Linked DNA regions of Homo sapiens: regions 1 and 2 are each linked to region 3. Evidence: chromatin loops called from intact Hi-C (ENCODE). Cell type or tissue: HCT116. All regions are shown on one strand. Each heading gives the region's core, and the rest is flanking DNA. Links, peaks and the distances in the headings are about the cores only. Region 1 has its middle 29 kb from the start of F2RL1. Region 2 overlaps IQGAP2 (IQ motif containing GTPase activating protein 2). Region 3 overlaps F2RL1 (F2R like trypsin receptor 1).

Region 1 (8,347 bases), core at 23-8,022, 46 kb after region 3:
AACATAGTGAGACCCCCATCTCTACAAAAAATAGAAAAAATTAATCCCAGCTACTTGGCAGGCTGAGGTGGGAGGATCACTTGAACCCAGGAAGTTGAGGCTGCAGTGAGTCGTGGTTGTACCACTGCACTCCAGCCTGGCCAACAGAGTGAGACTCTGTCTCAAAAAAAAAAAAAAAAAAAGGAATTTATAAGATTGTTAAAACAACTTTGAATGGTGGCTCACACTTGTAATCCCAGCACTTTGGGAGGCCGAGGCAGGCAGATCACAAGGTCAGGAGATCAAGACCATCCTGGCTAACATGGTGAAAACCCATCTCTATTAAAAATACAAAAAATTAGCTGGGCATGGTGGCAAGCACCTGTAGTCCCAGCTACTTGGGAGGCTGAGAGAGGAGAATCGCTTGAATCCCGGAGGCGGAGGTTGCAGTGAGCCAAGATCGTGCCACTGCACTCCAGCCTGGGTGACAGAGTGAGACTCCGTCTCAAAAAAAATAAAAAATAAAAACAACTTTGAAAACACAAGTATGCTAATTTACATGTATTTTCTCTCATTTCCCTCTCTCTGCACAGTTAACAATGAAGTCAGCATTCACATTTCTATGGCTTTGAATATATGTCTAGTGTTTTGAAAGAGCAGCTATTTCTAAGATTGTGTTTTAGGATCTGATAATATTGTCAGAGGCAGTTAAACCAGAGCAACTCCATCTTGAATAGGGGCTGGGTAAAATGAGGCTGAAAACTGGGCTGCATTCCCAGATGGTTAAGGCATTCTAAGTCACAGGATGAGATATGAGGTCGGCACAAGATACAGGTCATAAAGACCTTGCTGATAAAACAGGTTGCAGTAAAGAAGCCGAAACCAGCCAGGCGCGGTGGCTCATGCCTGTAATCCCAGCACTTTGGGAGGCCAAGGAGAGCAGATTACCTGAGGCTGGGAGTTCGAGAGCAGCCTGGCCAACATGGAGAAACTCTGTCTCTACTAAAAATACAAAATTAGCCGGGCGTGGTGGCACATGCCTGTATTCCCAGCTACTCGGGAGGCTGAGGCAGGAGAATCGCTTGAACCTGGGAGGCGGAGGTTGTAGTGAGCCGGGATCACACCATTGCACTCCAGCCTGGGCAACAAGAGTGAAACAACATCTCAAAAAAAAAAAAAAAAAAAAAAAAAAGAAGCCAAAACCCACCAAAAATCAAGATGGCCACGAGAGTGACCTCTGGTCATCCTCACTGCTATGCTCCCACCAGTGCTGTGACAGCTTACAAATGCCATGCCAACATCAGGAAGTTACCCTACATGGTCTAAAAAGGAGAGGCATGAATAATCCACCCCTTGTTTAGCATATCATCAAGAAATAACCAGTCCAGTTACAGTGGCTCACACCTGTAATCTCAGCACTTTGGGAGGTCGAGACAGGCAGATCACCTGAGGTCGGGAGTTCAAGACCAGCCTGGCCAACATAGTGAAACCCCATCTCTACTAAAAAAAATACAAATATTAGCTGGGCATGGTGATGGGCGCTTGTAATCCCAGCTACTTGGGAGGCTGAGGCAGGAGAAATGCTTGAACTCGGGACGCGGAGGTTGCAGTGAGCCGAGACCGGGCCATTGCACTCTAGCCTGGGCAACAAGAGTGAAACTCCATCTTAAAAAAAAAAAAAAAAAAAAAGATAAGAAGAAAAAAAACATAAAAATTGGCAACCAGCAGCCCTCGGGGCTGCTCTGTCTATGGAGTAGCCATTCTTTTTTCCTTTACTTTCCTAATAAACTTGCTTTCACTTTACTCTATGGACTCAATCTGAATTCTTTCTTGCGCAAACTCCAAGAACCCCCTCTTGGGGTCTGGATCGGGACCCCTTTCCTGTAACAATATCACACAGAAAGGCAAGCTCAGGAGCCTGGAAGACTTTACTCAGATTGAAAGAATTAACACAGACTGAATTCTCTCTCAAGGGGTGATCCTCTAAGAATTCTTTCCTTTCCTATCATCTTTGGTCAGAATAATTTTTTGCTTAATTGATTTTTCTTATTCATTATGGAACATAGTGGGGTGAGAATAGAATCAAGGAAGCAGGAAGGGAACCATCCAAGGAAGAGATGAAGGAAGCAGACGGGGAAGGGAAGAAGACAGATGGGAATGAAGAAAATGGGCCGGAAAGAGGAAACTGATAAGGAGAAGTGGGGAAAAGAGGCAGTAGATAAACCAGGAGGGCTTGGGCCTTGGCCTAGAGAACTGGTGAAAGAGGCTTTTGTTGCTGTTGTGAAACGGGCCCCATTCAAGTCTTCCCTGCTCCCTGAAGCATCTCCAGCCCACTCTGGTGTTTACATCTTCTGAGTTCTGAATTCTGGTCCAGATCTCTTCCCTGAGCTCCACCCTCATCAATCTGATCTCCACCTTGGTGTCTAGTAGATATCTCCAATGCGTCTGACCTTCCCCAACCCTATGTAAGCTCTATGAGGCAGAGATTTGGTGTTGGTTTGTTCACTGCTGTATCCCAGAAGCATGCTTGGCACCAAGCAGACATTCAATAACTATTAGTTGAGTGGATGAATTAATAAACTCCTGTAGCAGCAACAGGCAAGAGTACACAATATGCTTTTACTGCATTGGAATGCTGATGTTTCCTGCTTGTTTAATTTTCCCAGCAGAACTGCAAAAACCCTTTAAGATCAGGGATGCTGTGCTTTTATATTCCTGTTGGCGTTTAGCACACAGCTGTGCCCATTGGTGATTTGTTGACTGATTAAACAGCAAGTCCCACCAACAGTACAAGCTCATGGCTAAAGCCACCTTTCTCAAAGAGTAGGAATCACATGCTAACTCAAGAAAAAAAATATGTTAATTCATATCCACAAACTTCTAAGCACTTCAGCTTGGGCCTTGTGTCATCTTAGTGGTATAATAGTTTTCCTATGTTTGATTCTTGTCCTCTTTAATAGAGTACGTCTCATTTACACATCTGGATTTTAAGCAGAGTTTTTGAGTCTTACTCTCCTCCTATCAGGCCTTCAGTGGCTCACCAGCACGATGTGAGCACACATGAGAAGCTCAGCCCACTCCTGCCTGTAGGCTTCTGACTTTGATTAAAGATAGAGGCCATGCAGTGCTGGAAGCCCCTTGCATACTATGATACAAATCCTTCAAATCCCTGCTAGGCTGAAAGATGGGGTTCTGATTTGCTGCTAGTGACATCACCCTTCTGGTAACCTTCCTCTCCAGATGTGCCTCTGCTCTGTTTATCTTAGAGCCTCATTTCACAGCAGCAAGAAGACACAACAGGAAGCCAATGTCTGAAGCTGTTCCCATCCATGCCAGTTTCTCATAGCCTGTCTTTGACACAAGAGCAGCTCAGAGTCAATTATGTTGGATTCATTCACTAGGAACTTTTTCCCACCAGAGTCCTTGTTGTGGGTGGAGCAGTCTTTTGTTCTAGCTGGTTTGCTGTCTCTGTGGAATTGCTATCAGAATGGCTGTTTGCTATTGGAATGACTAAGAGCTGCATCATTGCTACGTTAGGAAGCAATTATCTGAAAACAAATTCATTTTCTGAGTCATCTAGCCGATTTAGCCTGTGCCACTCTTTCCCCCTTCCACCCCCTAACATTTCACCAGTTAAACAACTAAAATGTCCTCCTATTCATACCTCCTGCTCTATTTGTCAGGAGATTATATATCTGGTTTAGATGGATCAACAGAGTTATTACTTTTCCCTGTGTTACTCAGTCTGTCCTATTCTAATCCTAGATTTATTTTCGAAAGACACATGGTTTTCTGGATTATTTTATCTGGCTTTCACTCCTTTGTGTGCTAGGTGACTAACATTGCACTCATGAGCTCAGCATCCTTGCTTCCTTCTTTCTGCCTTGTTTTAAAGGTATAATATTTTCACATCTTCTTCATATTGCGTATTTGTTTCCTGTGACTGCAGTAACAAATTACCATAAACTAGATAGTTTAAAACAACAGAAATATATTCTCTCACTGTTCTGGAAGCCAGAAGTCTGAAATCTGTATCACTGGTGGAAGCGAGCTGTCAGCAGGGCTGTGGGCCTTTGGAAGGCTCTAGGGAGAATCTGCTTCTTGTCCCTTCCGGCTCCTGGTGGCTGCTGGCTCTCCTTGACATGTGGCCGTATTATTCTAATTTCTGCCTTGGTGGCCACGTTGCCTCCTCTCTTGCTGTGCGTCTAATCTCCCTTTGCCTGGCTTGTGCAAGGACACTTGTGATGGTCCACCCAGATAATCCAGGATAATCTCCCCATGGCAAGATCCTTAAATTAGTCACATACACAAAGCCCGTTTTTCCTTATACAGCAACATTTACAAGTGCTAGGGATTAGGGACTGCTATCTCTGGATGACCATTATTCAGCCAACCACACTTTCAATTCCCTGCTCTCCACAATGCACAGAATATTTTGTATGTAGATTAAAAAGTTGGTGAGGAAGATAAGGGAAGAAAGAGCAAAAGAAAGGAAATAGAGGATAGTCAAAGAGGATTTTTTTGTAATCCTAGCGCTTTGGGAGGCCCAGGAGGGTGGATTTCCTGAGCTCAGGTGTCCGAGACCAACCTGGGCAACCCAGTGAAACCTCATCTCTACTAAAAGACAAAAAAATAGCCAGATGTGACGGCGTGCGCCTGTAGTCCCAGCTACTCGGGAAGCTGAGGCAGGAGAATTGCTTGAACCCAGGAGGCGGAGGTTGCAGTGAGCTGAGATTGTGCCACTGCACACTGTCAGGCTTCTGAGCCCAAGCCTGCAAGTATACATCCAGATGGCCTGAAGCAACTGAAGAATCACAAAAGAAGTGAAAATGGCCGGTTCCCGCCTTGACTGATGACATTACCTTGTGACATTCCTTTTCCTGGACAATAAGTCTCCAGAGCTCCCCACCGAGCACCTTGTGACCCCCGCCCCTGCCAGCAAGAGAACAACCCCCTTTGACTGTAATTTTCCACTACCTACTCAAATCCTATAAAACTGCCCCACTGCTAACTCCCTTTGCTGACTCTCTTTTCGGACTCAGCCCACCTGCACCCAGGTGATTAAAAAGCTTTATTGCTCACACAAAGCCTGTTTGGTGGTCTCTTCACATGGATGCACATGACACACACCAGCCTGGGTGACAGAACTAGACTCTGTCTAAAAAAAGGCCAAGCGCTGTGGCTCATGCCTGTAATCCCAGCACTTTGGGAGGCCGAGGCGGGTGGATCATGAGGTCAGGAGATCGAGACCATCCTGGCTAACACAGTGAAACACCATCTCTACTAAAAATACAAAAAAACTTAGCCGGGTGTGGTGGCGGGCGCCTGTAGTCCCAGCTACTCGGGAGGCTGAGGCAGGAGAATGGCACGAACCCCTGAGGCAGAGCTTGCAGTGAGCCGAGATTGCACCACTGCACTCCAGCCTGGGTGACAGAGAGAGACTCCTTCTCAAAAAAAAAAAAAAAAGAGTGGCCGAGATCGCACCCCTGCACTCCAGCCTGGGTGACAGAGAGAGACTCCTTCTCAAAAAAAAAAAAAAAAAGAGTGTTTTGTTTTTTTTTTGGCTGTGATTTCCTTTTGGCAATAGAGTGGCCCTCCTGGCATGGGCTCCTGCTTCCTGCTTCCTGCTTCCTGGGGAAATATGAGCTTGCAGGAGGTACCCTACTCTGGCAGCCGAAGGACGCACAGACATTCTTTTCCCCTTCTCCTTGGTAGTTGGGGCACTGGCATATGATACCGGCTACACCAATCAGACATTCCTACCCAGGATTTTTGACTTTTGAGGGCATTAGTACCTGCATGTCAGGAGAATGACAGATTGTTTCCAGGGTGGCAGGGTCAAGAGTCCAGGAGCAGCAAGGGCCCGTGTCTGGCGGCTGTGGCAGTGGCACTTGCCTCCTACTCTGACTGTTGCAGTGGCAAGACCTGTCCGAGTTCTTTCTCTGCTTTTTGGTCTCCCCAGGTTCCTGCTCACTCCCCTACCCTTGTTCTCCCACATATCTGCATATTCAGTGACCTGCTGAGTACCCAGCCAGGACATTCCAAATTATTTATTATTATTATTATTTTACGTATTTATTTATTTTGAGATGGAGTTTCGCTCTTGTTGCCCAGGCTGGAGTACAATGGTGCGATCTTGGCTCACTGCAACCTCCGCCTCCCAGGTTCAAATGATTCTTCTGCCTCAGCCTCCCGAGTAGCTGGGATTACAGGCATGTGCCACCAAGTTTGGCTAATTTTGTATTTTTGGTAGAGATGGGATTTCTCCATGTTGGTCAGGCTGGTCTTGAACTCCCGACCTCAGGTGATCTGCCCTCTAAGGCATCCCAAAGTGCTGTGATTACAGGCGTGAGCTACTGGGCCAGACCTATTATTATTATTTGGAGGCAGGGACTCACTCTGTTGCCCAGGCTGGAGTGCAGGGGCATGATCTCGGCTCACTGAAATCTCTGCCTCTTGGGCTCAAGTGATCCTCCCACCTCAGCCTCCCAAGTAGCTGAGACTATAGGCACACACCACTATGCCCCGCTAATTCTTATTTTTTTTGTAGAGATGAGGTTTTGTCATGTTGCCTAGGCTGGTCTTGAACTCCTCGGCTCAAGTCATCTGCCTGTCTCGACCTCCCAAAGTGCTGAGATTACAGGTGTGAGCCACTGCACCTGGCTTATCCCAAATTTTTAGTTTAGTAGGCAGTTAACTTGGCTGAACTCAAATTCTGAATTTTGCCTCCCCCGTGGTGAGTGAACAGCTGAAGCCTCTGTTATTTTAGCCTTATCTGAACTGCTTGGAGTCTACCCTGTGCATGCATAGTTGGAGATCTGCCAGATACTTGGGTAGCCTCCCCCTGCAGCTGGGAACCAGAGTTGTCAGGTGTGCTGTCCTGAGCCAATATATACACATATACAAATGAATTGGCTCATGTAGTTATGGAGGTTGAGAAATCCCAAGATCTGCAGTTGCCAAGCTGGAGACCCAGGGGAACAAATGATGTAAATTCCAGTCCAAGTCCAAGCCCAAAGGCAGAAGCCTAATGTTCCCAGCGCAAAAACAGTCAGCCAGAGAGAACAAATGTTGTTATATTCAGCCTTTTTGTTGTATTCAGGCCTTCAACGATTGAATGAGGCCCACAGACATGGGGGAGGGCAATTTGCTTAACTCAGTCAACCTATAGAAATGTTCATTTCATCCAGAAACACCCTCAGCGTTACACTCAGAATAATGTTTAACCAAATATCTGAGCATCCCGTGGTCCAGTCAAGTTGACACATAAAATGCACAGATAAAATCCAGACTTTTTTTTTTTCTTTTGAGACGGAGTCTCACTCTGTTGCCCAGGCTAGAGTGCAGTGGTGCGATCTTGGCTCACTGCAAGCTCTGCCTCCTGGGTTCATGCCATTCTCCTGCCTCAGCCTCCCAAGTAGCTGGGACTACAGGCACCAACCACCACGCCCGGCTAATTTTTTGTATTTTTAGTAGAGACGGGGTTTCATCGTGTTAGCCAGGATTGTCTCGATCTCCTGACCTCGTGATCCAACCGCCTCGGCCTCCCAAAGTGCTGGGATTACAGGCGTGAGCCACTGCACCCGGCCTTTTTTTTTTTTTTTTTTTTTTTTTTTTGAGATGAAGTTTCGCTCTTGTTGCCCAGGCTGGAGTGCAATGGCGCGATCTTGGCTCACTGCAACCTCCGCCTCCTAGGTTCAAGCGATTCTCCTGCCTCAGCCTCCCGAGTAGCTGGGATTACAGGCACCCGCCACCATGCCCGGCTAATTTTTGTATTTTTAGTAGAGACGGAGTTTCACCACGTTGGCCAGGCTGGTCTCGAACTCCTGACCTCAGGTGATCCGCCTGCTTCGGCCTCCCAAAGTGCTGGGATTATAGGCGTGAGCCACCACACCCGGCTAAAATCCAGACTTTTATGGCAGATGGAAAGGCAAGGGAAGCTGGTTAAAATGAAGATTCTTCGGATCCACCGGTCACCTGCTGAATCTTTGCCCCAAGAAATCTGTGTTTTTAACAAGTTTCTCAGGCCAGGTGCGATGGCTCATGCCTGTAATCCCAGCACTTTGGGAGGCTGAGGCAGGTGGATCACCTGAGGTCAGGAGTTCGAGACCAACCTAGTCAACATGACAAAACCGTGTCTTTACTAAAAATACAAAAACTAGCCAGGCTTGGTGGTGGGCACCTGTAATCCCAGCTACTCGGAAGGCTGAGGCAGGAGAATCGCTTGAACCCAGGAGGCAGAGGTTGCAGTGAGCTGAGACTGTGCCACTGCACTGCAGCCTGGCGACAGAGCGAGACTCTGTCTCAAAAAAAAAGGAGCGTCTCAAAGATTTCTGATTTACATTATAATAGAACTGCTGCTTGAGAT
Region 2 (8,347 bases), core at 241-8,240, 240 kb after region 3:
AGACTCTGTCTCCATAAAAAAATAAAATTAAAATTAAAAATGGCCCTCTCACCCATTGTTTATGACCAATGACCCTTCTCACTGTGCATAGCCCTCTGGAAGATACAGTTTAGTCAACCACTCCAATTACTTTTTTTCTGCCTGGGGAAATTTCAGGGAAAAACTTACTCATACTGATATATTAAGAAACTTTTACTTCTCAATTATCAATTTTCCCACTTTCCAATTTTCACAGAACCAATGTTACAACCATAGGCTAACATGAACTATTCCAGCGAAAATTAATAAAACTAGATAGTTTAGTGTGCTTTTATGTCTTTGCACCAGGGCAATGAAGAACAATCTTCTGTGTACATAATGAGTCACTCTGCAGTTTGAATTCTGAATAGTCTCTAGGGATCTAGTAATGGCAGAGGTTAAAAGAAGAAACATTATATGAAGTCTAAAACTGTTTTCTTGGTTGTGACAAACTTTTTCAAAATTCTGCATGCTTCAAGGTGACATGCGGTGTCTTCCATAGAGAGTAGCTTGAGAGAAAAACATTCAAAAATAGGAAATGGTGGTAACAATTTATTTTCTGTAGCTGAATGAGGCCTCGCCAAGTGCAGATGTGAAATACACTAGTAATGTATAATAAATAATACTGACCACAATAACGATTTGGATTATCGGTAACTTGCACTGGTTAGTGTCCCTCACAGATGGAGACCATTCCAAAAGCGCAAAGTCCTTATGGGCATCCCATACACTTAACGTCTAAATGCTGACCCAACAGGAGTGAAATGAGAAAGTAAAAAATAAACACAGAAAGAAATACAACTACCCATCATTTCTTTAGAAATGAACAAAAACAAGCTATAAAGGAAAAGATTTTAAAAGTAACACCATTTGACCCAGTAATCCCATTATATGATTATAAATCATTCTACTATAAAGGCACATGTACCTGTATGTTTATGCGGCACTGTTCACAATAGCAAAGACTTGGAACCAACCCAAATGTCCATCAATGATAGACTGGATAAAGAAAATGTGGCACATATACACCATGGAATACTATGCAGCCATAAAAAAAAAGGATGAGTTCATGTCCTTTGCAGGGACATGGATGAAGCTGGAAACCATCATTCTCAGCAAACTAACAGGAACAGAAACCAAACAACACATGTTCCCACTCATAAGTAGGAGTTGAACAATGAGAACATGTGGTCACAGGGAGGGGAACAACAACATACACCGAGGCATGTCAGGGGGTGGGGAACTAGGGGAGGAATAGCATTAGGAGAAATACCTAATCTAGATGGTGGGTTGATGGGTGCAGCAAACCACCATGGCACTTGTATACCTATGTAACAAACCTGCATGTTCTGCACATGTATCCCAGAACTTAAAGTATAATAATAAAAAAAAATTTTTTTTAAAGTAACACAAGAGAACTCCACAGGCTTTTCCAATTGAGTATTTCTCTCCAGTACTGAAGTTACCAACTTTGGGAAATATTCCGTAGTTTCCCCAAACAGGTCAATGTCCTCTCCTCTCACTCCTCTCAGTTCTCTTCACCTCATCTATGGACAGACTAGTAAGGAGTCTACTAATCTAAGAGCCCTGGGAAGCTCTGAGAAGATCAGTAATCCAATTTAGTTCAGCAGATGTTTGTGAGCACTTACTACATGTAAAACATGGCAGGCACTACAGGAATATTAGGAGGAAAAAGGTGCAGCCTTTATGCTTTCAGACCAGTGGGTAAGACGACAAAAATTCCAAAAAGGTATAAAAGCAGAGCACAGGAAGGACCATTAAAGAGTCCATAAGAGTAGATATAATGGGGTTCAAAGCAAGAAGTGGAAGGAAACCCTTATTGGTGGAGCACCCTCCCTGGGACAGGCACTGAACCAAACACTAAATCCTCAAAACAGTTCTGCAAATGCAGAGTGGGGCTTTTGTTTCTTTTGTTTTTGTGCTTTATAGATGAAGGAAAAAGGCTTAGTTAGGGAGGGTCAATCTCAGATATTTTTGGTTCCAAGGCATATGCTCCTTTAACCACATCATGCTACCTCCCAGGAGAGATAACATCAGATGCTAGGGTGGGGAGAAGCACGGATATACCTCACAGAACATAATGTATGGTAGGCAGGGCTCAGAAGCTCCAATACTGTGTTTAGCTGAGCTGGGTAAAGGCACCAAGTTCCTGATGGTGAGAGGACCACGCATAGGAACACAGAGACCAGAAAGTACACTTGGACTTGGCTAAAGCACAAAATACGAGTAGGGATGGAGCTGGAGGTAAGGTCAGAGCAACATGCTTAGAATGAGAAGTCTGTTCTTAATTCGGATGTGAACAAGGAACAATCAAACAGAATTATGAATAGGGTTACATTTTAGAACAGTTAATCTGGGAACAGTGTATGCCCAAGGCTAATGTTAACCCATACAATACTTTTGTGAGAATTAGACAAAAGAATCTCTCTGGGCAAACACAGCCCCAAGAGTAGAAGCCACGGTGAACAGGGAGAGACTTTGCATGAATTTGTCAAGGTGGCCATGCACAGCACACTTGTGCTATGAAGAACCTGCACTCTATGGGGAGAGGCCCTGGACAGAGCCGTGTTTCTCAAACTTGATAATCTGCAAAACTGGGATTCCAAGATCCCAAGTTAAGATGCTGACTTTGGAAGTAAAATGCCAAGGCTGTAGAAGATCATTTGGGGCCAATACAAGTGTCAATACAAGAACCCAAGTGGGCCCTTAAATCCCATGTCAGTACTGGGTCTTCCAGATCCAGAATGTATTTAAATTAAAAAAAAAAAATCAAAACATTTTAAAAGTTCTTCACACAGAACACTCGAACTGTGAGGCTCCATCTGTAGGTCCCAGCTGGAAACTACAGGTATGAATATGGTTTTCAAATAGAATGGGACCACTTCTTTAAGGGTATTTGTAAATGAAGAAGCAGGCATTTTTGATAATCAGAATGGGTGAGTCAGGGGCTAATGTCATGTGGAGGACAGTTGCCAGGGATGCTAAATATGTGGAATAGTCTTGACAGTTATCTCACCAAGATGCCCCATTAGCCTGTAAGCTTCATAAGGGATTGACCGGGTCTGTCTTCTACTCTAGCACTGAGAAAGTATGGCAAAGCCTGGTTAGGTAGGAATGATTAATGAATGGGGAGAGAAAAGAAGTAGGATGACCAATTTAGGGGTTACTACAGAAGCAAAAGTGAGAAGTCTAAGTGAGGGTGGTTGCAGGGAAATGGAAACATCTTGCAGAGGTATAAGGCACATAGACTGGCTACTGACAGCAGGCTCTTTAGAGCACGAGGGTGCCCGGCTGAGGGCAGAGGGAAACTCAAATTGGGCTTCAGGTTTCTAAGCTTACAGGAGAGAATGGTGCCATTAACAAGTAACAGAAACAGTGGTGGTAGATATAAATTACCTTGGAAACACACTCTAAGGAGTCATATGAACCAGATGGCCAAATTTAAGTAGAACAAGAGAATTAGTTTCTCCAAAAAGACTAAAAACAAGGAAAACCCACCATCCTTCCATTACCTTTTGGCCATTCACTACATAGACAAGTGGTCAAATACCATTTGTTTAACCTAAGAAATCTCTGGTTTTTCCTTGGCAACTGTACATGACCCAAGAGAATTAGCCAACCTGCCTATTAGAGCCGTTCCAAAATCAGTAGCTGAAAAGAGCTTTTGTCAAGATCTGTGCAGACATCTCCCCCTGGTGGTTACAAGAATCCAAGATTCACTCATTTTAACTGGGGCTTTTATCTCAGCGACTCTCTCATCTGGCTCCCAATTCTGGCCATTTGATTTTCTCTCAAGATCCGCTATAGTGTTTTATAACAATGCTATCAGTTGTACTATCTGGTAGCACACTTCAGAAACATGAAATGAAAGATAAATGGATGTTGTTACCCACTGCCATGACCCACTGTGGTCTCAGGATTTCTTTGGCTTAATAATCAGAAGAGTGGAGTTTGGGGCCCAACTGCCCAATTTTAGGTCCATAACCCGGATTCTGTTTCTGCATCAGTGACATAAAAGAATTGGACTGGATGATTATTAAAGTTGCTTCCAACTCTTCTACATTCTGCGGTTTCCAAAAGACGCCCAAGGAAAGGTATGTTTCCAATAGTTCCTTTATTTTCAGCCTATCAAATAATCTTTGCCAACGACAAAGTCATTTATTAATTGCCACAGGATGATCACTTTCTGATTCTTCTTGTTCCCCAGAAGGAATACTGTAAACAAGGATACTAATTAGAAGGACTCTTAAAACAGACTAGTTTTCAAGAAACATGAGCATGGTATATGGATTTCTCCACCAACAGGCAAATTCCTCACTTTTAAGATCTGCCAAACATGCATTTCTGCATTGAAAGAAGGTTTGGAAAATGTTCCTTACCGTTCCACATATGCCTTGTCCAGATTGTTTAAGCCTATTGCGGGGCTTCTGAGTTGATTCTGCACAGACACAAGATCGTTGCTTTCCAAGGCCTGGTTTAGTAAAGCAACAGCAGACAACATTTCCACAGCAATCAAAAGCTCCTCGTGGGCCAAGTAGTTCTGTTGGAAAACATATGGCAACATAAGCTCCCCACACAACACACCTCATGTGCATGATGGAGGTTTACAATGCACATTTCAACAAACAACAAAAAGTCAAAGAACTTGATAGCTCAGCAGAAAGAGGAGTCGTGGCCACCTGCTTTCCACTGGCTTTAAGAACAGGTATATGGCTCCTGGGCTTTCATTAGATGATCATTTTTTGGGACTGGGTTGATTACAATGAAAAGTTACGATTCCACAAATATCTGCATTCCCATTGCTGATCCCTACTCCTAGCTATACTGGTTGCTTAAAGGCTCAGTCCAGCCATATAATTAAGCCAAGGACTAGATAACATTGTCACTGACTGAGAGTGCCAGGTAACATTTTAGCACAGCTAACGATTTCCAGTTTGAATTAAGGGTTAAGGGAAGGTTGGGAGAATTTCACTGAAAAGTTATAATCTGAAGCACAAAGCAAGGTCTTCAAACCAAGACTACTGATTTAATTCAAAAAAAGTTAAAGTGACATTTTCATAAATTTTAAAATAGAAATTTTAAAATACACTACCAGGTCAAGATATTTGAAGAAATCTGAGGTGATCTTTTGGTAAAGCAAGTAAAGCTCTCCAGGTTTTTTTGTTTGGTTTGGTTTGCTTTATTTTTATTATTATTATTTTTTGAGATGGAGTTTGGCTCTTGTTGCCCAGGCTGGGGTGCAATGGCACGATCTAGGCTCACTGCAGCCTCCGCCTCCCAGGTTCAAGCGATTCTTCTGCCTCAGCCTCCCAAAGTGCTGGGATTACAGGCATGAATCACCACACCTGGCCAGATCTCCAGGTTTATATGATTTAAAATCTGGATTTAGCTTATCCAAAAAAATACGTCTTAGATTTCAGAACACCCTTCCCCTTTAATATCTTCTTCCATTTAACCATTTTATATTATCTTGGCCCAACTTCAAAAGGAATATTTTTTTCATCATATTGAAGGGACATAAGGAGCAGGAGCATGAAAAAGAACCACTAAGGAAAAGCTGATACATATTTTACATTTAGGATATTACAGGTATTTAATATATAACATAATGTTCATCTTAAAATGCATTATTATATCTTTCTGGATCTCCACAGAAGTCTCGCAGCAAACTGATTTCAGAATAAAAAGGGATAGTTTAATCTTTCAAAGCAAATGGGAAGAAGGGGTTACCATCGAGAGCATGTAAGTAAATTTTATTTAAATATATTACATTAAATACAAGTTTAACATACAAAGTATCAAATTATAAGAGCAGAATGGAATCGTTTATAATTCACCTCCTCTATCTCTTTCAGTGACCTGTCCGTGGATACCTAAATTGGTTTACAGCAAAAAGGATAAGGAGAGAGGAAGAAGAAATGAGGTTGGACAGCCACAGGTTAACTATGGCCAGTTGAGGATGAATGAGTGTCCTCAAGCATAAGTAGCCTTGAGCTTCAGAGCCAGAGAAGTGGAAGAAAATATTAATGAGAGAACCTGAATGAAATTAAGAAAATAAGCTATTTTTCTTTTATTACAAATACTATATTTCTATTTAGGAAACATAGGGAGTCTTTTTAATTATTATTATTATTTTTGTAAAGATGAGGCCTATGTTGCCCAGGTTGGTCTTGAACTCCTGGCCTCAAGTGATCCTCCTGTCTCAGCCTCCCAAAGTGCTAAGATTACAGACAGGAACTACCACACTCAGCCAATACAGAAGTCTTAGTAAGCAAGAATAAGAAAACAAATGCTACCACTCAAGCTCTTTTGTGTATATCCTTTTATGTATTTTAAATTCATATATACATTTGCAGAGGTTTTGTCTTTATAACTGACTTCACTTTCTTTTTGCAAAAAACAAGATAATGCTATATATCTTAATCTTATTTTTCCCACTTAATATTAGTATGGATATCTTTTCCAGTCATTCTTTACATTATCATTTTTACTGGTTGCACATATTTCTCACATGTACAAGCACCATAAATGTTATTAATTTATAGGCAATCTGTTATTAATTAAACATTTGTTTCCTGGTTTTCAGTATTCTAAACAATGCTGTGAAACATCTCTGTGGCCAAAGCTATTTGGTTCATATCCTTCAGGCTTATTTTCTAGAACGTAACTGTCAGCATCATGGGCTTTTGATCTGTATTACTAAGACCACCCTGCAGAAAATCTGTATAATTCATACTCCCAGCAGCTGTGTAGGAGATGTTTGGGCCCCATATCTATCCCTACGCTGGGTTAAATCTTTCTAATCTTTACCAATCTAATTTTAAATCATAAGTGTACTGTGTTTTAATTTATATATTTTTTACTTCTGATTGAGTTTAAACTTTTTTTTTGTTTGTCATTTGTATAGTTCTTGTTTTATGAATTGCCTGCTCATGTTTTTGGCCTCTCTTTATTGTGTGTGGATAAGTGCTGATTGTGACTTTAAAGATCCAATGACTGTCCTGTGTTTTTCCTTAGAACTTTAATTTGTTAAATTATTTTTTATATTTAACATTTTATGTTGAAAATTTATTTTGATATATGTGTAGTGAGTTAATGTTTTCTTAACAAAGCTTAAACACTTGCAAGGATATCATTTATTAAATAGTTGTTTCCCCACCTTCTTGAAATACGAGCCTTGTTATATGCTGAATTCTTGGTTCTGCTTTCAGTAGTTTTCATTTTGTTTCATTGTTTGGCTTACAAGAGTGTTAGTAAACATGTTCTTAATTACTGTAACCTTGTATGAAATTATTGTTGAATGCTGTTGTCATATTAAGGTGCACAAGTTCACAAAAATCAAAGCCATGGTGCTAATGGTCTTATTTGCAGTTTCTAAAATTGCAGATTGAGCTTATTTTCTACATAAAAACATTATATATTGTAAAAAAAATACCACATCGGTATAGCTAAAATTTATCCAAGGTGTCTTCAAATATCACACAGAAAATAAGAACAACCTATTTTCACAGGTATATGTATAGACCACTGCTGGAATTTCCTAACTATGCTCTTAGATTCTTTATGTAGACTAAAAGCAAGAATTAACAAGGAAGAAGGCCTTGGAATTGGTACAGGTGGGCCAGTGAGACCAGGACTGGTACAAATTAGAGATCCCCGATCCCTATTCCCCTTTCCTAACTAGGCTTCCCTAGTGCGCCATGGCACGCAGGGTTACCGTCCCCACAGCTGGGGTCTCCTCTGACTTACCATGGTGTTCTGTTTCTGGAGGTTGAAAAGTTCGTTCTGATACATGGCAGCAGCAAAGGGATAAACAGCAGGCAGCTGGGCCTCTGGTTTCTTCAGTGCAAGCAGCGTATTCTCGGGGTCACCTTCCGGAATGACAGCATTGATATGGTCCACTGCAGCCTGCCCTGAGGATGGGGGTTCATGTTTTGTCAGAATGGTTGCTCTTTCCACTGCAGTCTCACCCAACCAGCCCTTCTTCCCAAGGATTTGAACCTAAGCAGTTACTTTTCATGAACTCTGAAAAGCTGCAGGCAGAGGGTAGGTAAGGCTTTGAAAATGTTATCTCAGTAATTCAAACTAATCCAATCTTTGGAATTAGTGCCTACAAGAACCTTAGCATTGATGGAGCTTAGGGTATGAGATCATTCCTGAGTAGCATGACTTCCTTCCAAAATCCTTCCTTATAGGACCAGCTCTGGTCTCATTTCTTCCCTGAAGCCTTCAGATTGCTCCAGTCCTTAAGGATTTCTCATCATGTGAACACCATAGTTATTTAAAGCTGGGCCATGTAGTTCCAGCA
Region 3 (8,347 bases), core at 96-8,095:
GGGGGGTAAGCCATAGTAGTGGCCCTTCTGGAAACTTCTTGTCCTTCACATTTACTTTGACTTTCTGCCTGTCTCAGGATCTAGCTCTGGAATAAGCTATGCTTTAAAGGCTTTTGAGAAGCCCATATACTGGAGGGTTAGGTTTCTGGGGTTTGTGTTTTTTTTTTAAATATTGATGTATTCCACTGAGAGAACATCAACCCCTCAACTGGATAGCTGTTAAGGTGGAAATCCTAATTTAATTATTTGCATTTAATAATGCAGTAATGTTGCAATGAATGTTTGTGGAATTGTGAACCCTGAATATTTGAGACAGGTCTCAGTTAATTTAGAAAGTTTATTTTGCTAAGGTTGAGGACACATGCCCGTGACACAGCCTCTGGAGGTCCTGACGACATGTGCCCAAGGTGGTGTGAAAGGAAAATATCTTGGGCCCCCAAAATCACTGCGCTAAAAGTTAAAAGTCAAACTGGAAACTGCACAGGGCGAACCTGCCTCCCGTTCTATTCAAAGTCAACCTCCACTCACTGAGATAAATGCATATCTGATTGCCTTCTTTGGAAAGGAAGAAACTCAAAAGAATGCAAGAGAGTTTGTCTCTCACCTATCTGTGACCTGGAAGTCCCTTCCCTGCTTTTCTGGTCTTTGCTTCAAGTTATCCCGCCTTTCCAGACCAAACCAATGTACATTTTACATATATTGATGTTTCATGTCTCCCTAAAATGTGTAAAACCAAGCTGTGCCCTGATCACCTTGGGCACATGTCGTCAGAATTTCCTGAGGCAGTGTCACAGGCATGCGTCAACCTTGGCAAAATAAACTTTCTAAATTAACTGAGAACTGTCTCAAATGTTTAGGGTTCACAGTGCTCAGAGCAGTTTGGTTTTACACATTTTAGAGACACATGAGACATCAATCAACGTATGTAAGATGAACATTGGTTCGGTCTGGAAAGGCAGGACAACTTGAAGCGGGGAGGGGGCTTCCAGGTCATAGGTAGATGAGAGACAAACAGTTGCATTCTTTCGAGTTTCTGATTAGCCTCTAGAAAGGAGGCAATCAGATATGCTTTTTTTTTTTTTTTTTTTTTTTTGAGATGGAGTCTTGCTCTGTCACCCAGGCTGGAGTACAGTGGCGCAATCTCAGCTCACTGCAACTTCCGCCTCCTGGGTTCAAGCGATGTTCCTGCCTCAGCCTCCCAAGTAGCTGGGACTACAGGCACCCAGCAGCATGCCCGGCTAATTTTTTTTGTATTTTTAGTAGAGACGGAGTTTCACCTTGTTGGCCAGGCTGGTCTCGAACTCCTGACCAGGATGGTCTCGATCTCTTGACCTCGTGATCCGCCCACCTCGGCCTGCCAAAATGCTGGGATTACAGGTATGAGCCACCGCACCCGGCCCAGATATGCATTTGTCTCAGTGAGCAGAGGGGTAACTTTGAATAGGAGAGGCAGGTTTGCCCTAAGCGGTTCCCAGCTTGACTTTTCCCATTAGCTTAGTGATTTTGGGGCCACAGGATTTATTTTCCTTTCACAGGATGAAGGATTGAACCACTCACACTGCTGCTGGGTTCTTGATGGGCCCGCAGGCTTGGGCTGTGGTTTTTACCGGAGGTTGTCTGTAACTCTGGTCAGGCTTAATTTCTCACCAATAAAGACAAAGGCTGGGAAACAGTCCATAGATTGACCCACTGGTAGAGGCAAGAGCAGTTCATACTCAAATCACGGAATATTTCAAACTGTCCCTCCAGAGAGGCATTCCAAGGTTGGTCTGAGTCACTCTAATTGTTGACATTTAAGTGGGACAATCATCTCAGTGAAGTTCCAAGGCTTGAATAAAATGTAGGGCTAGATCCCTGATCACTAAGGGCTTGGTTTTTGTCTTCAGAACTGGGGGTCAGGAAAGGACTGGCCACATCAGAAACTTCTTTTTGAGAAGACATCTAAACACCCAAGCAAAAACTTATCATTTTAATCAAGATCCGGAGGACAGCAAGTACTACCTTTGATTCTGCAATAAATTATAGTCCTCTCAGGGGCCTCCAAAGGGTTAATGTTTCAGGAACAAAGTTGTAATCACTAAACTATGCATACTGATGAGATTATAGCCCTAAAGTTTATGAAACCTTGATAACCAGGAAATTAATTACAGGTTTGAAACTCCTGCTGCAAACCACTGAGGTGACACGTTAGGAAAAAGCCCATAAAACAACTCCAGCCGAGTCAGTTTAGCACTGGCCTTTGTCCTGAGCATCAGGACTGCAAATCTTCGTTCACTTTCAAATTAAGAGGCCTCACTGTTAGTACATAAGCCTGTGGAGTTCAAAGTATTTACATTTTCAGACATTTTAGGACTCAGTTTAGAGAAATTAGACCACAGTATGACATATAACACAAGAGCAAAGACAACCACATCCAAGGTACTACTCCGCTAGGGCCAGAGTTCCTCATGCTTCCAATCAGGAGCCTAATTCAGATAGACCAGGGGGTTTTCTAAGCCACTTTTCAAAGGCAGAACAAAACGATTTGAAAAGCTTTTGCTGGGCCAGGCGCGGTGGCTCTCACCTGTAATCCCAGTACTTTGGGAGGCCAAGGTGGGTGGATCACCTGAGGTTAGGAGATCGAGACCAGCCTGGCCAACCTGGTGAAACCCCGTCTCTACTAAAAATACAAAAAATTAGCCAGGCATGGTGGCGGGCGCCTGTAATCCCAGCTACTCAGGAGGCTGAGGCAGGAGAATCACTTGAACCTGGAAGGCAGAGGTTGCGATGAGCTGAGATCACACCACTGCACTTCCAGCCTGGATGACAGAGCGAGACTCCATCTCAAAAAAAAAATAAGCTTTTGCTTTAGCAAATAATTTTAATTTCTCAAATCATTTCTTTTATACTTTTTTGTTTAGTTTTTTTTTTTTTTTTTGAGACAGAGTCTTGCTCTATCGCACAGGCTGGAGTGCAGTGTCCCGATCTTGGCTCACTGCAAGCTCCACTTCCCAGGTTCATGCCATTCTCCTGCCTCAGCCTCCCAAGTAGCTGGAACTACAGGCGCCCGCCACCACGCCCAGCTAATTTTTTGTATTTTTAGTAGAGACAGGGTTTCACCATGTTAGCCAAGATGGTCTCAGTCTCCTGACCTCGTGATCCGCCCGCCTCGGCCTCCCAAAGTGCTGGGATTACAGGCGTGAGCCACCGCGCCTGGTTCTTTTGTACTTTTTAATGTAGATTCAAAGGCTTGGTGAAAATAAACCAAGAAAAATATCTGTTCTTTAATAGGTACTTCTGACTAAATGTTGGGTCATTCATACATGAAATACTACCTGGTCATTAAAAATAATGAGAAACAGGCAGGGCACAGTGACTCATGCCTGTAATCACAGCATTTTGAGAGGCTGAGGAGGGAGGATCTCTGGAGTTCAACAGTTTGAGACCAGCCTGGGTAACATAGCAAGACCCTGTCTCTACCAAAAAAAAAATAAAAATAAATTAATGAGAAACAGTGAATGAGTTAAAAAAATTATGAGGACAATTTATATAAACTGATTTAGAAGTTAAAGTATATATGTATGTACACACATTCATACACATTTATTCTTAAAGTATAGCCACAAAAAAGAGATTTGCATAGTTACAAAAAGAAAAAAAAAGACTATAGCCAGGAGTGTTGGCATGTTCCTGTAGGCCCGAGCTAATACGGAGGCTGAAGCAGGAGGATGACTTGAATCCAGGAGTGTGAGGCTGTAGTGGGCTATGCTGATCATTGTCTGCACTAAGTTCAGCATTAATATGGTAACCTCCAAGGAGAAGGGGACCACCAGGTTGCCTAAGAAGGGGTGAACCAGCCCAGGAGGGAAATGCAGCAGGAAAAACTCCCATAGTGATCAGTAGTGGAATCACACGTGGAAATAGCCACTGCACTCCAGCCTGGGTAATAGACCGACACCCTGTCCACCCCCCACCAGAAAAAAAAAAAAAAAAAAAAAAAACCAAGAAATGACAAACACCAAAAAAATGTTCTCCACTGAGGTGGAGGTCAGCTACAGATGGCCTTCGGGGCTCTGTGAGCCATTTGTTCCTGCTCCCTTTTATCCTGTTCCCACCATTTTCTCATTTCTCACCTGACAAACGGGGACAACTTCACAGGCCTGCAATCAGACTCAAAGCAGAACAGGCAAAGAAAGCAGTGACACTGAAGTGAAAGGGGGCAGAGCAGAAAACAGGTCTTGTCCACAGAGCATAATAATAATATTATTTAATATTTGTGACCACATAAACGTGCCAAATAATTTTATTCTCATAACTTTATGAGGAAGATACTATTATCCTAATTTTACAAGTGAGGAAACTGAGATACTACTATCCCCATTTGACAAATGAGTCGCATTTTTTTTCTTACTTCTTGAGGTAATAAAAACATCCCTAATGTAAGCAGTGATGGAGTCAGAATTCAGCACAGCCCAGGACCTGCACTCTTAGCCACCAGGCTGTGCTGCTTCTTCAGTAAAACAACAATAAGATTGGGAAACCAAAGATTGATAGCATGGAATGTGGATGAGCATTTCAGGAAACAGGTGCAAATATACCATTTTGGTAGAAATATACATTACTGAAGACAATTTGGCAAGACTTATCAAAACCTAAAATGAGCATCTAACTTTTGAGCTGGCCATTCTACTTCTAGAAACTTATCCTCAAAAAATATGCTCACAGATGTCTGTATACAGATATTTGATACAGCACTTTTTTTTTTTTTTGTAGAAAACAAAAATGGAATATTTATGCGCAACTCAAAAGAAACACTACGCATATAAGGTAAGAGATTAAATATAAACACGGCAAGTTCCATCCCATTCCTATTTCTCCAAGGCTGCATGACCAAATGGAATCTTGAAGAGAACACCTAGATAACAGAGGACCTGTCAGCGACTCTGGACTTCTGGGTGCAGCACTGTTTTAAAAGTCAAAAAAAGAAGGGTGGGGGGATGACAACCTAAGGAGCCGTTGGTAGGGAATTAATTAAATACATCACAATATACCCAAAATGTTAAATAGCCTGTATCCTTGAAAAGCGGTCAACCTACAGATGCAGGTATAGAAAGAATTCTAAAACTTTTTTTTTTTTTTTGAGACGGAGTTTCGCTCCTGTTGCCCAGGCTGGAGTGCAATGGCGCAATCTCGGCTCACCGTAACCTCCACCTCCCGGGTTCACGCGATTCTCCTGCCTCAGCCTCCCGAGTAGCTGGGATTACAGGCGTCTGCCACCACGCCCAGCTAATTTTCGTATTTTTAATAGAGACAGGCTCTTGCCATGTTGGCCAGGCTGGTCTTGAACTCCTGACCTCGGGTGATCCACCCACCTTGGCCTCCCAAAGTGCTGGGATTACACACGTGTGCCACTGTGCCCGGCCTCTGAAACATTTTTAAATGAAAAACCGTTGTCACAGAGTTTGGTGTGAGTGTCCACTTTTAGAGGGGTGAAGCTGTTGCCTGCCTTCTCTCACTCCTTCCCTCAAAACAAACGCACAACTCAGAAATAAGTTGTAAAAAAAATTTTGTTATTTATAAATCAATTACACAATAAAATAATTATTTTTAAAAGTCACAAATACAATCGTTGTATAAAGTCATTTTGGCATCAAGTATCTCTTAAATATGTTGCAAACTATTTTCCAAAGAGATGTGGTCCAAACCCTCTGAAGGCTTTATAATTTTGTATTAGATAACAAGTGAACAAAACTGACAATAAATACTCCAACAATTATTTTTTAAAATACTAAGTGGCAAATGCTATTCTAAGTGGCAAAACAATCTATTACTCAGACTACCTGAAAATTTCACTGAAGTCATCAAAAGTTATACAAAATTTGTATTTACATGTTTAAAATCCTGATTGCATTTTTCTTTAATAATAATACATACAAAAACTCAGAGGGTTAATAAAGAAATAATTCAAAGTCCTAATAAGTCAACAAACAGATTTCATTATAAGCTGAACATAAAAGAGACACCATTGTTTGCTTCTCTTTTCAAAAATTATCACGGCACTTTGTCAAATGGAAGCAGCATTCAGAACAATGGTTCTCAAATCTCTGTGTGCATAAACACCATGCAGGTTTGTACCACACAGATTCCTGGGCCCTGTTCCCAGTCTGAGCTCTCATTATTGAATCTGAGGAATCTGCATTTTGAACAAGATTCACGACTATTTTATTTTATTTTATCACCCAAGCTGGAGTGCAGTGGTGCAATCTCGGCTCACTGCAACCTCTGCCTCCTGAGTTAAAGTGATACTCAATTCTTGTGCCTCAGCCTCCTGAGTAACTGGGATTACAAACGTGCACCACACACCTGGTTAACTTTTGTATTTTTAGTAGAGATGAGGTTTCGCCATGATGGCCAGGCTGGTCTCGAACTCCTGACCTCAAGTGATTGCCTGCCTCAGCCTCCCAAAGTGCTAGGATTACAGGCATGAGGCACCGCACCCAGCCAAGATCCATGATTTTGATGAAGTGGTACAAGAACCTCACTCACTGGACATTGAAATTCTACTGTCCAATCCCAACTCACTGCTGTTGATTGGAAACCTGATTCTGGCAGCTCATTTATCTTGGTTTCCTCATTTGTAAGGTCGTTCAGTTGGACTGATCATCTCTGAGGGCCTTGAAGCCCTAACAAGTCTATCATGATCCCAGATGTAAAATATATATATGTGTATATATATAATTTCAGCTGAGAAGTGAGTCTTCACACCAAGTCTACTTTTTGCAAGTTACTGGGTTTCTGTCTTCACCATCTTCTGAAAAGTCTGCTTCTGTTGGTTCAGTTTCTGGGGTCATCTGAGTAGAGAGATTCTGAAACAGACACTGATGTTAATTTGGGGGACTACTTTTCTCATGCAAACAGGGGAGCTCCTAGCAATCCTGAGAGGTGCTGCATCCACATGGTATGTGGTGAGACCTTTTTGATTAGGAAATAACAGACACGTCCTCATAACATTAAACAGGTTCCACATCCTACTGTGCAATTCCCATCTGAGGACCTGGAAAACTCAATAGGAGGTCTTAACAGTGGTTGAACTTGAAGAGTAAGAGCTGGATTTCCTGGAGTGTTTCTTTGAGGTGAGGGATACTTGCATCTGCTTTACAGTGCGGACACTTCGGCAAAGGAGAGCGTTCTTTGCATGATCCCTGAAATCATGTGAAACAAAGTAATAGACAAAGGGGTCGATGCAGCTGTTAAGGGTAGAGAGGCAGAGGGCTACAATGTACAGGGCATAGACATGGCTCTGGCCCTGGCTCTTAATCAGAAAATAATGCACCACAAGCAGAAGGTTACTAGGAGTGAAGCAGATCAGGTACATGGCCAGGACAGTGACAATGAGTTTGATGGCCCTCTTCCTTTTCTTCTCTGAGTTTTCATCCATGGCAGAAGATCGCAGCATTCTGATCATCAGCACATAGGCAGAGGCTGTGAGGAAGGCTGGGAACAGAAAGACCCCAATGGCCAGAGAGAGGAAGTAATTGAACATGTCTCCCACCAAGAGCTGCTCAGGCAAAACATCATGACAGGTCGTGATGTTCAGGGCAGGAATGAAGATGGTCTGCTTCACGACATACAAAGGAATGGTGACCAGCAGAATCAGCAGCCATATTGCCAGGGAGATGCCAATGGCAATGTTTGCCTTCTTCCTGGAGTGCCCCATGGGGTTCACGATGACCCAATACCTCTGCACACTGAGGCAGGTCATGAAGAGAATGGAACAGTACATGTTGCCATAGAAAAAGCCAATAAGCACATTACAAAGAGCTTCCCCATAAATCCAGTTGTTGCCATGTATGTGATAGGCAATCTTCAAGGGGAACCAGATGACAGAGAGGAGGTCAGCCAAGGCCAGATTGGCCATGTAAATCACAGCAGGGTGCTTCTTCTTAGTTCGGAAAAGAAAGACCCACAGGGCCATGCCGTTACTTGGCAAACCCACCACAAACACAATTGTGTAGACAATTGGAAGGAAGACAGTGGTCAGTTTTCCAGTGAGGACAGATGCAGAAAACTCATCCACAGAAAAGACTGTTTCAACTGTAACTCCTTTTCCAGTGACGTGGGATGTGCCATCAACCTTACCAATAAGGCTTCTTCCTTTAGAGGATCTACTGGTTCCTGTACAAGAAAGGAAGACAAGGGTCATTACAGAAATAAATGTTTCAGCAGTAACACTGGTTTGTTCAAATGAAAGTACATTCATTTATTCATTTTTTAATTTATGAGACAGGGTCTCGCTGTCACCCAGGCTGGAGCGTAGTGGAGCGATCATAATGCACCGCAGCCTCAAACTTTTGGGCTCAAGCAATCC

Evidence for each region. A loop is a pair of places that touch in the nucleus more often than their neighbours do. Peaks named below come from ENCODE experiments on the same cell type or tissue, not always from the same donor. Only the 100,000 strongest peaks of a DNase experiment are listed, where the experiment ranks them.
Region 1: it touches region 3 in a loop (2.5-fold over the local background); 5 of 110 quality-filtered maps call a loop at or near these places.
Region 2: it touches region 3 in a loop (5-fold over the local background); 2 of 110 quality-filtered maps call a loop at or near these places.

The regions. Positions count from the first base shown.
Region 1 is chr5:76,785,945-76,794,291 of GRCh38, reverse strand. No RefSeq gene overlaps it. Among named protein-coding and RNA genes, the nearest start is that of F2RL1, 29 kb to the left of the region's middle. In HCT116, for the core only: no CTCF peak of the experiment used is centred there; DNase peaks (open chromatin) are centred at 3,471 and 3,831; H3K4me3 peaks cover 1,328 bases; H3K27ac peaks cover 2,384 bases.
Region 2 is chr5:76,597,044-76,605,390 of GRCh38, reverse strand. It overlaps IQGAP2 (IQ motif containing GTPase activating protein 2), which reads right to left. Exons shown (of 36, transcript NM_006633.5): 10 at 7,789-7,952; 11 at 4,419-4,579. Among named protein-coding and RNA genes, the nearest start is that of F2RL2, 22 kb to the left of the region's middle. In HCT116, for the core only: CTCF peaks have their summits at 2,868 and 3,735 (motif pointing left); a DNase peak (open chromatin) is centred at 3,720.
Region 3 is chr5:76,832,497-76,840,843 of GRCh38, reverse strand. F2RL1 (F2R like trypsin receptor 1) reads right to left here. Exons shown (of 2, transcript NM_005242.6): 2 at 5,529-8,154. The coding sequence ends at 7,043. It also overlaps the pseudogene RN7SL208P. Among named protein-coding and RNA genes, the nearest start is that of S100Z, 13 kb to the left of the region's middle. In HCT116, for the core only: a CTCF peak has its summit at 4,460; DNase peaks (open chromatin) are centred at 1,783, 2,193, 3,333 and 4,043; H3K4me3 peaks cover 2,949 bases; H3K27ac peaks cover 5,432 bases.